2 separate regions of the Homo sapiens genome follow, and region 2 is linked to region 1. The links are chromatin loops, found by intact Hi-C in ENCODE. Cell type or tissue: psoas muscle. All regions are shown on one strand.

Evidence for each region. Peaks named below come from ENCODE experiments on the same cell type or tissue, not always from the same donor. Only the 100,000 strongest peaks of a DNase experiment are listed, where the experiment ranks them.
Region 2: it touches region 1 in a loop (9-fold over the local background); 4 of 110 quality-filtered maps call a loop at or near these places.

Annotation. Positions count from the first base shown.
Region 1 is chr17:53,788,204-53,796,203 of GRCh38, forward strand. No RefSeq gene overlaps it. Among named protein-coding and RNA genes, the nearest start is that of KIF2B, 31 kb to the right of the region's middle. RefSeq lists an enhancer at 3,210-3,710. In psoas muscle, a CTCF peak has its summit at 4,392 (motif pointing right); DNase peaks (open chromatin) are centred at 4,458 and 5,038; H3K4me3 peaks cover 392 bases; H3K27ac peaks cover 1,924 bases.
Region 2 is chr17:54,171,808-54,179,807 of GRCh38, forward strand. No RefSeq gene overlaps it. Among named protein-coding and RNA genes, the nearest start is that of KIF2B, 350 kb to the left of the region's middle. In psoas muscle, a CTCF peak has its summit at 1,071 (motif pointing left); no DNase peak of the experiment used is centred here.

The sequences.
Region 1 (8,000 bases):
ACCTGGGATTAGTAAAATTTAAGCCTTTATGAAGTTGCCCATTTCTTCAATAAATATTTCTTCAGCTATTATATGAGACTTGAGTTACTATATGACATGAACTGTGTCAGTTACAAAACCCAGTGTGAGCAAACACTAAGTTCTTCCCCCAAATGCTCCTTAGAACAAGGGTCACAGATGAAAAATTAGACTGGAAAATCCGTTAAATTGACCTACCATAGTATTCACACAACTTTTCATTCTTAATGTAAATGTAAGGAAAATGCAAGATTTCTTTTTCTTTTCTTTCCAACAGCCCCCAGTTTACACAGACACTAGTAGTAGATGTGGGAAATACACACTTGGGTGACTATAACCTATTTACAATGAGAGAAAAATCTTCAGGGATGAGTTAACATGTTTTATAGTGTTAATTACAGAAAGTGCAATACTAATAATGTTCAGGAGTTAATTAACCACTTTCTGAACTTCACTCGTCTTGTCTCACACACTTGGCAGAGGCCATCAAAGTAATAATCTGTATCAAAGACTCTTATCTACTTTGAGGTTTGCAGAACTTCTTTGAGAATCTCTTTATGTCTTTTCTTTCTAATAAATGCATATAAGCACATTTAAACTGAAAACTGCAGAAATATCAAGGTTTTAATAATTATCTTGGAAACCATCCATACATTCCTGAAACCTCAGAGATCTTAGGTTACAATTAATTCACTTATATGAAGAATGTCTTATTAATATAGATTAATACATTTTAGTTCATTCAATTAATTAAATGTTATCCATTATAAAATACTTAGAATTGTCTGGCTTACAGTAAGCTGTCAATGAGTGTTAGATCTTTTATTTTTACAGCATATGTTGAGCATATCATGTATTAGGCACTTTCTTAAATGCTAGATTAATAATATATAACATTTTCTATGTTTACTGTAAGACAGACATATATTTAATACTTTTAATTACCCTATGCAGTATATATTTTCGTGCTTACTGCTTTAAGATGAAGAAACTGGCTGTACTGAAATTATCTTGCCCAAAGCCAGTAGGGCTTATCATCAAATCTAGTACTTTACTACGACTTCTCTTCAATACCAGTAGAGAAACGGTAGGGCTTGTATTCAAATCTATTGCTTCTGATTCCAGAACCCATCCTTTTATTTCTGTGATATTCCATTGTTAGCAGATTTCACTCAACCTATGAAAAGCTTGTCTGGGATGATTCACTCACATCACCCAGGTGAACATATATCTCTTATAGGAAGAACTTTCAGTTAATATCAACTCAGATCAAAGCTAAACCTAGAGAGAGGCAAACTCCATAGTTGAAGTAAACGACATGACATAAATTTGCATTGGCAGAGTGCTTAAAGTGCTACCTTTTCAAAAGTAAAAGAGTATATAAATTATCATAAACTTCTTTTGTTGAATGAACTCTCCCCTCATTCACCTCACTAGAAAAGGCTGAATATTTGAATTCCTATAATTTTAATATCAAGAATCCTAGTGCACATTTAAAAGGTTATACAGTTTGTGAAAGGAATGAGACTTTGCCCCTTGCTTTTGCCTTATGATGGTGTAAGTCAAAGGTGCTATAGTTTAAAATACTCTTGGTTAAATCTCAGATTTGGGCTTGTGCATTTAAATTCTAGAGATATTATTAAGACTGTTGGTCTCCTTAAGAATCAAGACAGGTTTTTAAAACTTGCTAAGATGTTTGATTTTAAATACTTCTTAGATGAAAAAGTACCAGAGTCTAAAATGTTCAGATCTAGAAAAAAAGAGAGATTTGTTTACCAGTACATGTTTGAATTTTTAGGAAAACAAAAAGATTCATGGAGATATGGCCTTTAATCAAGCTATGTTTCCAATGCAGATGAAACTGAAGTGCAAATGCAAAAATAAGCTGGCTTGTCAATCATAGCTAGTCGAATCACCAGGGGTGTGAAACGTTTGGATTTTTGGATTTTAAAGGGTTAGACAAAGACGGGATAGAAACTTGCTGTGTTGAAAAGGATACTGTTTTTGGAATTTTCAGACTTTTTGTCCTTACTGTTAAAATAAACAGCATCGATGGCACTCATTTCTCCTACTCCTTCTTCCTCCTCTTAAATTAAGTTTAGCCTCAAGCTGCCTCCTTACATATTTTAAGTTTGGCCTAAGGGTTTTTCTGTACATCGTGAACTATAACCAGCAGAGGTATAAACAGACCGTTGCCTACACTTGGGCCAATCAGCGAGTTTTGGCCAAATAGCCAACTATTCCAACCATGTTCAAATATGGCAAACACTGTAACCAATCCAGCAATTTCTATACTTCACTTCTGTTTTCTGTACCTCACTTTCCTTTTTCTGTCCATAAATCTTCCACCACGTGGCTGCACTGGAGTCTTTGAGCCTACTTGGGCTCGGCAGGCTACCCTATTAATGTAGTGTTCATGGCTCAATTAAACTCCTTTAAATTTAATTCAACTGAAGTTTTTTTCTTTTAACACTCCTCAGCAAAAAAACATTTGTAATGCTCCCTGCCTCACCAGCTAATCCATTCTTATCATCTGGTATTCTACTGGACATTATATTTTTAAACAGTCACTAGGAGAAATACACTTGCAAATAGCTAGTTGAGACTGAAAAATGATCGAAGAAGTTTAAATCTGATGAGACTCCTAGGGAAATACCTATTAGAAGCATGTGCATGGGTTGAGGGAGCTAAGAGAAGTCATAGTAAGAAACACAGTAATGGCCAGTCGTGGGTGGCTCAGGCCTTTAACCCCAGTCCTTAGGGAGGCCAAGGCAGGCAGATTACCTGAGGTCAGGAGTTTGAGACCAGCCTGGCCAACATGGTGAAACCCCATCTCTACTAAAAATACAAAAATTAGCCAGGCATCATGGTGGACACCTGTAATCCCACTACTCCAGAGGCTGAGGCAGGGGAATCACTTGAACCTGGGAGGTGGATGTTGCAGTGAGCCGAGTTTGTGCCACTACACTCCAGCCTGGGTGACAAAACAAGACTGTCTCAAGACAAAAAAAGAAAAACAGTAAAACCTATGGAGACCCATAATTACAAAGAAGCATGCTGACGGTATATAGCTGGTCAAACAAACAAACAAACAAAAAACAGGGAACAGGGAGACTCAGGAACATCTTATTCTGAATTCTATATTCTTCCCACGCTCTTCATAGACCCAACTCTAACAAATTGTTTTTGGGAAACCCTTTATTCCCCCAAGGCTCTGAGTTATTTTAGAAGGAGTGTATTAGATTCACATTTGGCTACTTAGAGACAGATGTATACATCCATGTTACTTAAATGTTGACAATCTGCAATGCGAAGGCTTGAAGCACGCAAAAAATACTTGGTGTCTGCTCTAAAGACAGAGCCAATACGATAGCTCCCTAATGATGGTGGCAGGGGCCCATCTGGGGTGGCCACTGTGAGGACTCCAGCTGCAGTGGGGGAGGTGCGACCAGGGCTGTGCGCTCGGTGGGGGCTGGTAACTGGTGATCCCAGTGGGAGCCCCATACCCTACTGAGTTGGCAGGGAGGGAGTCCTTGCCTGCAGGTGCAGCTACAGCTGCCCAGCTGCAGCTCCAGACCCAGGCATCCCTGCACTCTTGGGAGCTCAGGAAGCCCTCTTCCCCTGCAGGCTCAGAAGTGCCTGCTCCCACTCACAAACCTTTTCCTGCTCCTGGTGCCGACTCCAGTGCAGAGCAAAGTTATGGCTAAGCCCGAGGGCTGTCACAGCCTGGCCGGGTGTGCGTGTACTTGGGGCAGCACTGACGTACAAGCCCCCTGTTCCCTTGGCCCCTTCCAGACTTTGAGCACCGACAAGTGTGGGAGGGAGGCTGAGGTACTGAGGGCAGCTTGTCGTGGGCCTGTGGGTGCCCCTCAGCAGGAACAGCCTGTGCACTGTGGATGTAATGTTGATGGCAGCGGGAGGCACACAGATTCTTAGGAGGGAAGGGGCAGGTCCCCAGTGAAACCCCACCTTCAAGCCAGGGAGAGGTTGAAGCTTGGGGGCCAGGCTCCCAGTTCCAGGTGGGGTTCATGACCAGGAGTGAGAACTTCATTGATGTCTTTCAGCCAGTCAGATGGTGCTTTTTCCAGGCCTGCCTATGTCTGCCTATGGACAAGTCAGCATGCGCTTCCTCCATTCTGAGCATATTAAGAACCCCAGACTCAGCCAGAGTCAGACACTTGTCAGGATGACCAGCCTGCAGAAAGGAGCTACCCACTTCAGGTCTCCTGAGAGCCATTCTGTCACTCAATAAAGCTCTCCTCCTTGCTTACCCTCCAGTTGTCCACATAAATTCATTCCTCCTGGACATGGGACAGGAACTCGGGAATTGACAAATGCAGGGAGTGAAAGGAACTGTAACACATTCCTGGCCAGCTCGCTAAGCTGCAGGTGGCGACACAGTCCTGGACTGCAGGAGTGAAGAGTGGCAACCCTTCCGGGGCCCAGACCTTAGAATACCCATGGCCAGAACTGCTGTAACACTATATCCCTCCACCAGTGCTGGGTGGTTGCCCCACAAGACAGGAAGCAGCAGCGGTACAGGGTCAGCCCAAGAGCTGTGGCCAGAGTGGGACAGTGGGACTGAGAGACCTGTAACACAAACAGGCTGAAACACATCCCCCCAAAACTCGCCCCCTCACTCACCAAGCTGTGGGCAATAATAAGGAGAGAAGAGCTGTGGCCTTTCTGGGAGCCCAGACCTCGGGGCTCCCTAAGTCAGGGATGTGACATGCTATAACACTCTCTTTGGGGCTCTGTGGTTCCTGGCATCTCTGAGTTTTTGGGTGCCACCATCTTTTCCTCATCCAGATGCTGGTGCCTGCAGCAGAAGCTTCTAGTGGTACATCTGGTCCAGCCTCAGCCTTGCACAAAGCTGGCACCTGGAACTACCTGCCACACTACAGCAGGCAGTGTGCCTGGCTGTGCTCAGTGTCCAGACCCCATGCTCGCTTGCTCACACACCCCTTGCCACTCCCCACCTGGCTCGTGGCATCCAGGCCAGTAACGCGAGCTGAGTACAGCCTGCCAGGCCAAGTCAGCATAACAAGCCCAGCAGGCAAGAGCAATACTCAAGCAGAAGGTGCCACTGCCCACAGAGGTTTCCAGCTGGCGAAGTGACACCCTAAGGATCCAATGACACTACTATACAAGTTGCAGGAACATGAGAACACTTTCCTTCTTTCATCTTGATTTGTCCTTAAATCTAGTTCAGTGAAAATGTGCATGGCAAACTGCCTTCCACCATGAAATCTGCTAAACGAGCACCCTGTTCCCATTAGTTACTGAACACACACACACAAGCGCACACACACACACACACACACACACACACACACACAGAGAGAGAGTTATTCTTCTCATCTATCCTAAATTTTACTGACCTGGGGCACAGTCCCAGAATATAAAACCTCTAGCTTTCAAACAAAGGGACAATTCAATGACACACAGCTCCTGAGAGAAATTTCCATTAAAAAAAATAAAAGCAAAATGAGCCCAGGTAGGTAAGAGATTATCAGAGGGTAGTGCCATATTTCAGCCAGCTGATAAATATATGGCAGCACTGTAGGTCTTATCTACCTATGTCTCCTAGAATTGAGTAGTGAGGAGTTGTCAAGGAGATGCATATTAACACATTTATCTGCTTTGACAAATGAAATCAGGTATAGTCAGTGAGAAAATTACGCTGATTTGGCTGAATGGTTGTCCAGTAACCTCTGGTTTTTCTATGGTGAATATTTTCTCCATGGTGAATATTTTCCACAAACTGAATGAGGAAAATCTACTGTTCAAAACTTTGATGAAAATGTATTTAACAAATATAAACACTAGGTTGGGAAATAAACATGACAATTTTCAAACATAAAATTAGATGATAACTTAAAAATGTGTGAGGGGCCTAGCAGTTATTTTTAAAATATCTTAGGATGTGTATAAGCAAAAAAAAAAAATGTGTAGACAATTTGCTTGTACCAACTTTAGAACCCTAGTTAGACCTGAAATCTACAATTTAAAAATAATGGTAACGGATACCTTTTCAGAATAACATGCATCTATCATTCTTGGAATAGTTAAAGCAACAGGTATATTTAGCTCTTTAACTTACAGAAGAGCTGTTATGGGACATCCAGAAGCTAACCTTGATTATTTTAAAGATTATTTTTTCAGGAATAGGATTAATCCTCCAAATTTTTCTAGAAGACAGAACTAGAGTCAGTAGGCTAATCACTTTCAAGAAAGCAGATTTCATCTTAATATAAGGTAGAGCTCCCTAACCATGAGCACTGTCCAAAAATGTAGTAGATTTCCAACTCTGAACATGTCTAGCACAGGCTAGAGACACACTGGGTAGGAGGAATATAATAAGCTAGGTCATTTCTAGCTTTCAGACATAAAATAATGTAGCAGGTACAGTGACTCACTATTTATTGAACTTGGCCTTAAATCTTAAGGAAAGTAAATCTAACTCTTCTTCTTAGGAATGGTCAGATTTTCTGTACTTTCTGATGATCTTGTAGTGGAGAATAAGTGAAATTCATTTTCTTTAGCATGTGGTAATGACTACAAGCAAATAAATTTGATATTTATGAGATTCATGTAGAGGCCCCAAAGTATTCCACTGGGGAGCTTGAGATTGAATTATTCATCTACTGCAAAGGAATCACACAACAGCAAAAGTACCAGGCAGCATAATTTCACAACTCCTTTTATTTCTGTCATTGAAGAGATTTTCCAAGTTTAGTTTTCTCCTGTTTCAGGTAGGTGTACTATTTATTCTACTTCCTTGAAACAAAAATTCACAGCCAACATCATCACAAGGCATCTCTGTTCACTTTACTTTAACTATAAATAAACTCTGCTATCTGCAGCTCCTTGGCTGCCACCTCTGGAAATGTTGCCACAACTGGTCCTCACTTTCCCCTTCAGCTTCAGACTCTCTCTGTCTGACTCTTTTGGTGTTTTATTCTCTCATAAGTTATTTTCACCATTTTTTAAAATAAAAGTGATACAGAGAAAGGGGAAAGAAGAAGAAAGGAGGAAGAGACAGAAAATGACTCAAAGTTACCTTCCGTTTTTAAGAGGTCTCTTTGCATGGATAAACTGAAGTCATAAGTTGTGTGTCCTTGGATGATGCTTTAATATCATTAGTTTTTTGAAAATGAAGAGAATCCTGAGTTATTGCTTATGTTTATACAAATAAATCCCATATTTCACATCTGTCACTAACTTACTGACTTAATTGAATGCGTATCAGTTGGTATTTAAGGGCCAAAGAACTGTAAGAACTGATGTCATTTATTGAATCAAGCAATGGGTTATTGAAATTCCTGTAGCCCTGTTTTACGTGCTAGGGATGCAGAAGTGAGCAAGATCCATGTCTTCTGAGGCTTTCTGTCTAGTGAGCAGGTACACTAAATGTGTTTTTATCAGAAACAAAATCTATGTTGAAATCAGGGAAAAAACACATGGTGTAAGTAACTCCTGATTCTGTTAAGTTGAATTACGTGTACTCTGTTGTAAGTAAAGGGAAAATACTCACCTGCCCTACCCGGTGGTTTATGCTCATTTTGTCTCATCTCATAGAGAGAAAGTGTGTGGTGGTTGGGAGAAAAAATGAACTGGAATAGGTTGAACTTGAGTCTGAGTTTTATTTTTAACACTTACTAACTGTTGATCCACAGTGCTCTCTTTTCCTCTTCCTTCTTTCTTTACATGGGAACAGTAATAGATATGTCACATAGTCATGATAACTTCATGAGACAAAACATGCAAAACACATAGTAGTAGAGTGCTTTGGACCGAGTAGGTTGTTAAAAAATATTGCTTCTAATTTTTCTTCCCTTTACCTTCTTGTTCTTACCTGGCCACCATGAAAGGCAGACATGGAGACTCATTCAGCACTGCAAGTGGGACAGTTTGATTAGGCTTATTTCTTTTTCCTTCATCATAAACCCAATGTGTACACTGTGAAGTACACAAGAGAC
Region 2 (8,000 bases), 380 kb after region 1:
GATTGCTTGCAACTATTGAGATGAAAAAAGAAACAATTTCTTAGATTGAAAATACAGTAGTCAACCCAGTATTTATCTCCAGATTTGCTGATTTCTGCTTGACAGTAACATAATAATGGACCATAGAAAAACTAGTTGTGTTTTTAGAACAGACTCTTTTAAACCATGTGATTTTTTTTTTTTGTCATCAGTAAACAGAATTAATGTTTGGCTCTGCACATTTTAAAGCTAGTTGAAATAACAATACATTGCAGAAAAAATGGGATTTTGGTAAGGATTAAATATGATTGCTTATGAAAATAATAAGTATAATGTGTTGAGAATCTAATGTATTCCAAGAATTTTACAGAACTTGTCTCTAATTTTTCCAACAATTCTCTAGATGAATATTTGCCATCTGGAGAACTCCAATTGCAAATAAAAAACCAAGTTCAGTAGGTTGCCCCAGGTTATATAGTTAATAATTGCTAGACCTGAAATGAAATTCTTATCTTTGCCCTTCTGACTCTTTCTATTCTGCAACATTGTCTCTAAGGAAATAATGAGGAAATTATCAAAGTACAAATGCATTATATTAGCTATAAATTTCTTTATTAAGGGATTAGGGCAGAGACAAAAAAGCATTCATCAGTGGTAACATGCAGTCTCTAATCTTGGTTCCATCACTTCTCTTTTCCTCTTAAATGATTCATAACAATGCACACTGCTGAGAGAATCTTTTGCTCCGGGAATAAACAACCAGGAGGTATACAATTCCCAGGCCATTTATTATCCCTATTTTTGCAACATCTATCGTCAATTAAGTCCTATTAAATGATTACAAAGGTAACTATTTAGTTACAATTTTGTTGAATTTGTTAGCAAACTTCTTTGTGTCATTTGCTTCTCAAATGAAGAGACTGTAGCAACAGTGAAACCATGTGGCAAACTGGCATTGGGCTGCAGTTCATTAGAATCTGAAAGGCAGGAGAACTCATCCACATTTAAAATTCTACATTTGAATTTTCGTTGCTTATGCTGACAATCCTTTAAACACAAAGTCATAAATCAGCAGGCAGTGCTAGGGAGCCACCTGCTGGAATAACTGGCTGAATTTTGCTGCCATGTTTCCACAAAATATAAATTCACTTAATATTAATTCAATTAGAAAGTTGTCAAATTTAGGGTTCCTTTTGCCCTAAATAGATATCTTTCACAAAAACTTTCAAACTACACTTGGTAATGGTAAAGAGCATTATTATATATATTTTTAAAAAGGTAGGAAGCATGAAATAAGAAGAAAAAATATTCAGTGAACATTATTATGTAATTGACATGTGAAAATACAAGAGATAGCCAAGAAATTCCAGTGACATTAGTCAGATTTTCAAAAGAAAGTTACCTATTGCTTCAAGATTGCTGTATCATTCATTTGTCAAGGATATTCACTGTAACAATTTTACCCAGAAATTATACTTAAATAGTAATTTATGTAAATGATAATATTTTGTTAATATTAAAATGAATATGTTTTTAAAACCTGCTTGCATTAAAACCACAGGAGGTCTAATTTGGAATCAAGTGATGCAGATTCTTTTTCTTTTCCAAGCTGTTTAAAATTAACCTCTGTTACAAACTTTTACCTTTAATATTGAGTGGATGATAAATTAAAGTTTTTAGCTAAAAATTGATTAGTATAGTATTTTTCTAGACTATGTTGTTCAGAAGTCTGTGCTAAATATAGCCACCCATTTTCCAGCCTTTGCTATAGAGTATGTATAATGAACATGAAAGAAATGTTCTTTGATGATGCTTTTATGTTGCCTACGGTTCATCATTCTAAATATGCTCTCCGTGTGCAGCATAGAAAGTAAGTAAAAAAGATAGGAAAGATTGATCTGAAATGTCTACTATCTCCAAGACATAGCCTGGAGTTATTTTTCTTACTGGTTCCCTGTTATCAGTTTGCTTTCTTATCACTTTCTTTATCCTCTAAAGAGTAGCATGCCTAAAGATTCTATTTAATTAAGAGTTTCAGTTCATGAAAACTATGATTTTATTTATAACTAAGTATTCTCAAGATGGTGGGAACCGTAGGTAATATGGGTAGGTGGGGAGAGTTCTGTAATTCCTGTTCAGCTGACACTATTTGATAAGTCCTTTACCAACTGCAGTTGCTTTATTTCAGATTCCCTTTGACTCACCATGGTAGATCCTCACTTAAAGCATTTTAGAATATATCAAGTCATTTACCTTAATCTATGTGACACCTAACAACAACCTTGAAAGATGTGATTCTTATCTTTACTCTACAGGTGAGGAATGATTTTCAGAGGAGTTAAGCAAATTGTGCCATGTGGCATCCTAGTAAAAGCCTAAGGAGAGATTCAAGAACTTGCCAAGACCACGCTGAATCCCACTGAAATATCCAAGTTCTTAAAAAGAGCAAACCACTTTTCTGTGTGTTCATTTTGCACCCTTATCTCTGTGCTTACTACATTTTAATCACCCATTTTATTTCTCTCCAAAGTCTGTATGCTCCTTCAAACCATAAACTCCTTTTTAAAAATACTCTCAGCAGTTGGCATCAAACCTGATATTCATAAAATATGATAAATTAGTGCTTGTTGAAAGTTTGTTGAAGGAGATTTTATTATTTTTAAATAACATACATGAGATCTTATATTTGTTTATTTTATGTTTCATGGGAGTGTAGTAGTTTAGAATGAGAAAGGACAAGAAAATGATGTTTATTGAGACCCTACTATATGTCAGGTCCTCTGAGAGTACTTAACGTGCCAGCTCCTATGAAGGTGCCTTAGTCACCTAAGGTACTAATATTATGTATACATTAGAGACATGACACCATACATACATAGAGGCCATAATATACATATGTTAGAGACAAAAAAAAAAAAAAACAGAAAGACAAAGTGGTTAGATAACTTACTCTTAAGTTACCCAAAGCATTCTAAATTATTTCTCAACATTTCTTATCTTCTTTGAAAATCTCATCCACTTTCGTAATCTCAACCATCAATCACCTGTATGCAAGTGATGGCCAAATTTGCGTCAATCACTCCTCAATACCTCACACTCCCAAATTGCAATTGTAAATATCCTGACTATTCTCAAGAAATAACTATCAAATAACCATTTGAATAAATACCTATACTGGCAGACACTGTACTACTAGGTGCTGTATATCTACAGTGAACCAAACAATCTCTTTCTGCCTTCAGAGATTCAGGCTAATAGAAGAGTTAAGCAATACATATTGTCATGAAATCCATGAACAAGCAATCTTCTATGATAGGACAATCGGAGGAGTCCCTAAAGGGTTAAAAATTAACATAAGATCTGAAAGAAGCCAAGGAATCAATCAAGCAAACAGTGAGAATGAAAGTGTTCCAAAGGAAGGAAAGAATACATTTGAGGGCAGGGAAGACTGCTGAAGATTTGCAGAACTGAAAGTCTGGTTGTTTGCCTGAACATAAGTGGAAGCTCCTAAAGGGTTTCAAGTAGGGCATTAAAACCATCCATTTTATGATTTTAAAAAATATTATTCTGACAATTATGTGAGGAAGAGATTAGAACAGAACAAGAATGGAAGTGGTAAGAATCATTAGGAGACTAGTCCAGGAGTCCAGGCATGTGATTGAGACTAACTGGTGGAAGCACAGATGGAGAAAGGTAGAAGAATTAAAAACATATCTTATATTTTGATGTAAGCAAAATTTTGAATGCAAGCAAAATAAATTGATGAGTGGAAAAAAGGAGACATACTAGTCTTCTAAGTTGAGCAAATGATGAGATGGTGGTTTTCTTTGGATCCTTTCTGGGAAAGTTTGTTACAAATATACCTAAGTAATATTAGGTATATTGGTTAACGAGGGGAGCTTAAGTCCAGGGAAAAGTCAAGAGGAAAGTTGGGACATGATAGATTTAGAGATCTGAGTAAAATTTAAAGCAGACTATACACTATTTCCCAGATGTCTTAACTTGCTTGTCTAAATGTTTAATATTTCATGGTTTCATTCATTAATTTTACCTAGACTTTGAATTGCATCTCAAGTGCTCATGAAGGAAAAGAATGGTGTGGTCCATTTGCATAATCTCTTCTTACCATAAATATTCATAAATTGTGTGTGTGCTTCTCTCTTAGTGCTTACCTTATTCTACTGTTAATCTATAAGATCTTTAAAGGTATAAATGTATAAAGAGCCAAGACTTACTCTTCTTGGTATCCACAATAGCAGTAGAGGCCCAGTAAACATTTGTTAAATGTATTATAACTAAGTTAAATTTATGTCTCAAAAGAGAAAAAATATTCTAACCCTTTTTTTCTGAATAAGAAACTATGTATTTTGTTTAAAAAAAAGTACAGAGATAAGGTTCCATGAAGACAAGTGGTACATATTACTTGGAATCTTTCCCAAATGTCTCCAGTGCTTTGGCATTATCTCAATTCCCATATCTGCTTTAACAAAGCCAATCTCTCTTCGGAAATATCCATCCACTAATAGATTGGTCAGCAAACAATCCAAGCTGTGAGCCAAAGTCAGCCCACTATGAGGCCAACTCTGTTTGCACCCATTCTTTATAGCTTTTGCACTACAGTGGCAAAGTTAAGTAGTTGCAACAGAGACTGTATAACCTGTAAAGCCAAAAACCTCACTGTCTGGACTTTTATAGTTCCAGACTCTCACACTAGTTGAATACTTTGAAAATCTTCAGGTTCTTTCTGGGAAGTTTGGTAAGACTATCTCTAAGCAGTATTAGATAATTGGAATCTTACCATTTAGCACACTTTCATACAAAAAGTGACAGGTAATGGTTGGGATCAGAACAGAACAACATAAAGAGGGAATGGAATACAGAATAAGAAAACTTGCAGGGTAGGAGTTCCCAGCCATCCCATTACTGGGTATATACCCAAAGGATTATAAAACATGCTGCTATAAAGACACATGCACACGTATGTTTATTGCAGCACTATTCACAATAGCAAAGACTTGGAACCAACCCAAATGTCCAACAATGATAGACTGGATTAAGAAAGTGTGGCACATATACACCAAGGAATACTATGCAGCCATAAAAAATGATGAGTTCATGTCCTTTGTAGGGACATGGCTGAAGCTGGAAACCATCATTCTCAGCAAACTGTCGCAAGGACAAAAAACCAAACGCCGCATGTTCTCACTCATAGGTGGGAATTGAACAATGAGAACACATGGACACAGGAAGGGGAACATCACACACCAGGGCCTGTTGTGGGGTGGGGGGAGGGGGGAGGGATAGCATTAGGAGATATACCTATAAATGACGAGTTAATGGGTACAGCACACCAACATGGCACATGTATACATATGCAACTAACCTGCACGTTGTGCACATGTACCCTAAAACTTAAAGTATAATTAAAAAAAAAAAAAACATAACGCTAAGAAGCCTTAAAAAAAAAAAAGAATCAATAACATAATTCAAAACAGAGTTGCTCAGATCAATACAACCTAGTGGAGTCATTAAATTTGTTTTTGGGTTCCTACTTCCCTACTCCACTGTTTTCTTTGAGGCCATCTCCCCAATTCTTCCCCCACCCCATTTTAAAGAGCTGTTTTCATGTTCTTAAAGGCTCATTTCAAATGCTATCTGCCTGTGAAGCCCTTTTTAATTTATCCACTCAACAAAACTAGGTATGATAACCCATACTTGGATTCCTAGAGCATTTTGTTTGTGGAATTTACTGTGTAATGCTTATTTATTCTTCCAAGTAGATTATAAACTCTTTGAAGAGAGGTATTGCCCCTAGCATTGAAGTAGTTTAACTGAAATTAATTTATATAAGATATGAATCCACCACAATTGCCTGACAAGAATTTAGAATATGTGTATGTTGAGAGACTGAATATACAAATGGACAATGACTGAACCACATATAACAACAGACCCACAACATCTTCAGCAACCAGCCCAGGAATAGCCTTTAACTTGAAACAGCCTCTGTTTTCATTTTCACTGCAGCCGTCTGTCTTCTACTGAAACCACGTGGCTGGTTTGATTCTGCTATTGAATCTTAGTAGAACTACTAGGCTTAGGATTGACAGGCACAGGTTTCAAAACAGTGTGCCTTGAAGACCAACTAGGAACTTTAGCAGAGCAAGGGAAGTCAAAATTTACCAGTTGTTGTACCACAGCAAGGTACAATCCAAGAATAATGGTTTAAACCTGCCCCTGGGCTCTCCCTCATTTCAGCATACTTACTTCTTTGTCAACACTATGGATTTAGACTTCCCTTTTGCTCAAGAACACTCATCCTGTCATGCACGGCCTTGCTCAGATTTGTCATATCTGACACTTTGATTTAATGTCTGACTATGGCTCAACTCTGACTTTGTTTCATGTCATGAATGAGATTTTAGTGCTGCTCTAAAGTCCTTCTGTTACTAACCGGGACTCAAACCCAGAGATCAGATATGCCTCCCCAGTCTCAGCATGACCTGTCTTTGTGATCCAGTCTTCACATCCATATTCTGAAGACTGAGACAAGGCAAGGACCAGCAGGCATTGAGTTAACAAAAGCAGAGCAGGCATATACACTCCGGATCAAAGAATCAAAGTTGGAGAGAACAGCAAACAGCAGAATTCAAATGGCCAGGAAAATACAGAAGAAGCTGCCCTGTACCCATAAAAGTAGAATAAGCTGCTGATTCATTTGGGGCCTTTGCTGTCTCAGTTTCACATAATTACATCCTCCTGCATCAATCCAATGGCCCATCAGGGAAAAGGTGTTGTAACTTACTAAAATAAGAGAATTGTTCAAGGTCCCTGTGAGAAGCTAACTGGATTGTGAAACATAAATCAGGGTTCTATTGTAATAATAGATAAACAATCTCAAAATTATTTCAGAAGCAACATGTCACATGGGGAAGCCATCACTACTGTCATGTTTGAGGTGTGTATACCCTATCAATCATTTTAATGACATTTTACCTCTGCATGGATAGGTAAAGCATGATTAGCCTGCTGAGTTCAGTAGCAGAACCAGCCTAGGGGAAGGAAAAATGTCAAAAAGTAGAGTTACCTTGATAGAGTCATCTTAAATAACAGGCCAAGAATGCCAGTATTCTCATTTTCCCACATCTTTATTTATTTGGTTTTAGGCTTTATCAAACAATGTATATGTGGGAGGTATGGGTGGTTCAGGAGTACATGGGGTGCTTAACCTCTTTACCCTTGAACAATTGAAAATCATCAACATAATATCAAAATACAGATACAATATGGAGATATTTTAAAATAGTATTTACTCTGTTGATATGTAGCTTCTAAATCCAGCCAGAGGCTATCATAATAAACAAGTAACACATTCTATCACCTTTAGGAGCCATAAGTCTGAAAATATATAGGGAAACCTACAAACAGTAAATAATACAAGTTCATATGCTTCCAGTAGTAGAAAGACTGAATGCCTTAGGAAAATGATAGTGCAATGTGTGTGTTGATATATAAGCTAGGTTCCTATAATAATTTATCCAAAGTGAACTCATTGATTGAGAGGACTTCAAGCCATACCAAGGAAATACAGAGTTTTTAAAAGAACACAATTTTTGATTAAGCCAGTTATACTTGGATTATGCTCAAGATGCAGAATATGCTTTCTTTGGTGGGTAGTATGTGACTTGAACAGTATGGGAGATCGTCATTACCACACATCATCCTTTCTGCTGCTCTTGACAAAAGGTTTAAAGTTTTACATTCCCTATTAAGTCATTTGTACCTTCAAGAGGGTTCTACTAAATATATAGACATATGTACAACTACTTAACTTTGCCACTGTAGTGTAAAAGCTATAAAGAACGGGTGCAAACAGAGTTGGCCTCATAGTTGGCTGACTTTGGCTCACAGCTTGGATTGTTTGCTGACCCATCTATTAGTGGATGGATATTTCCGAAGAGAGATTGGCTTTGTTAAAGAAGATATGGGAATTGAGATAATGCCAATTATCTCAATTATCT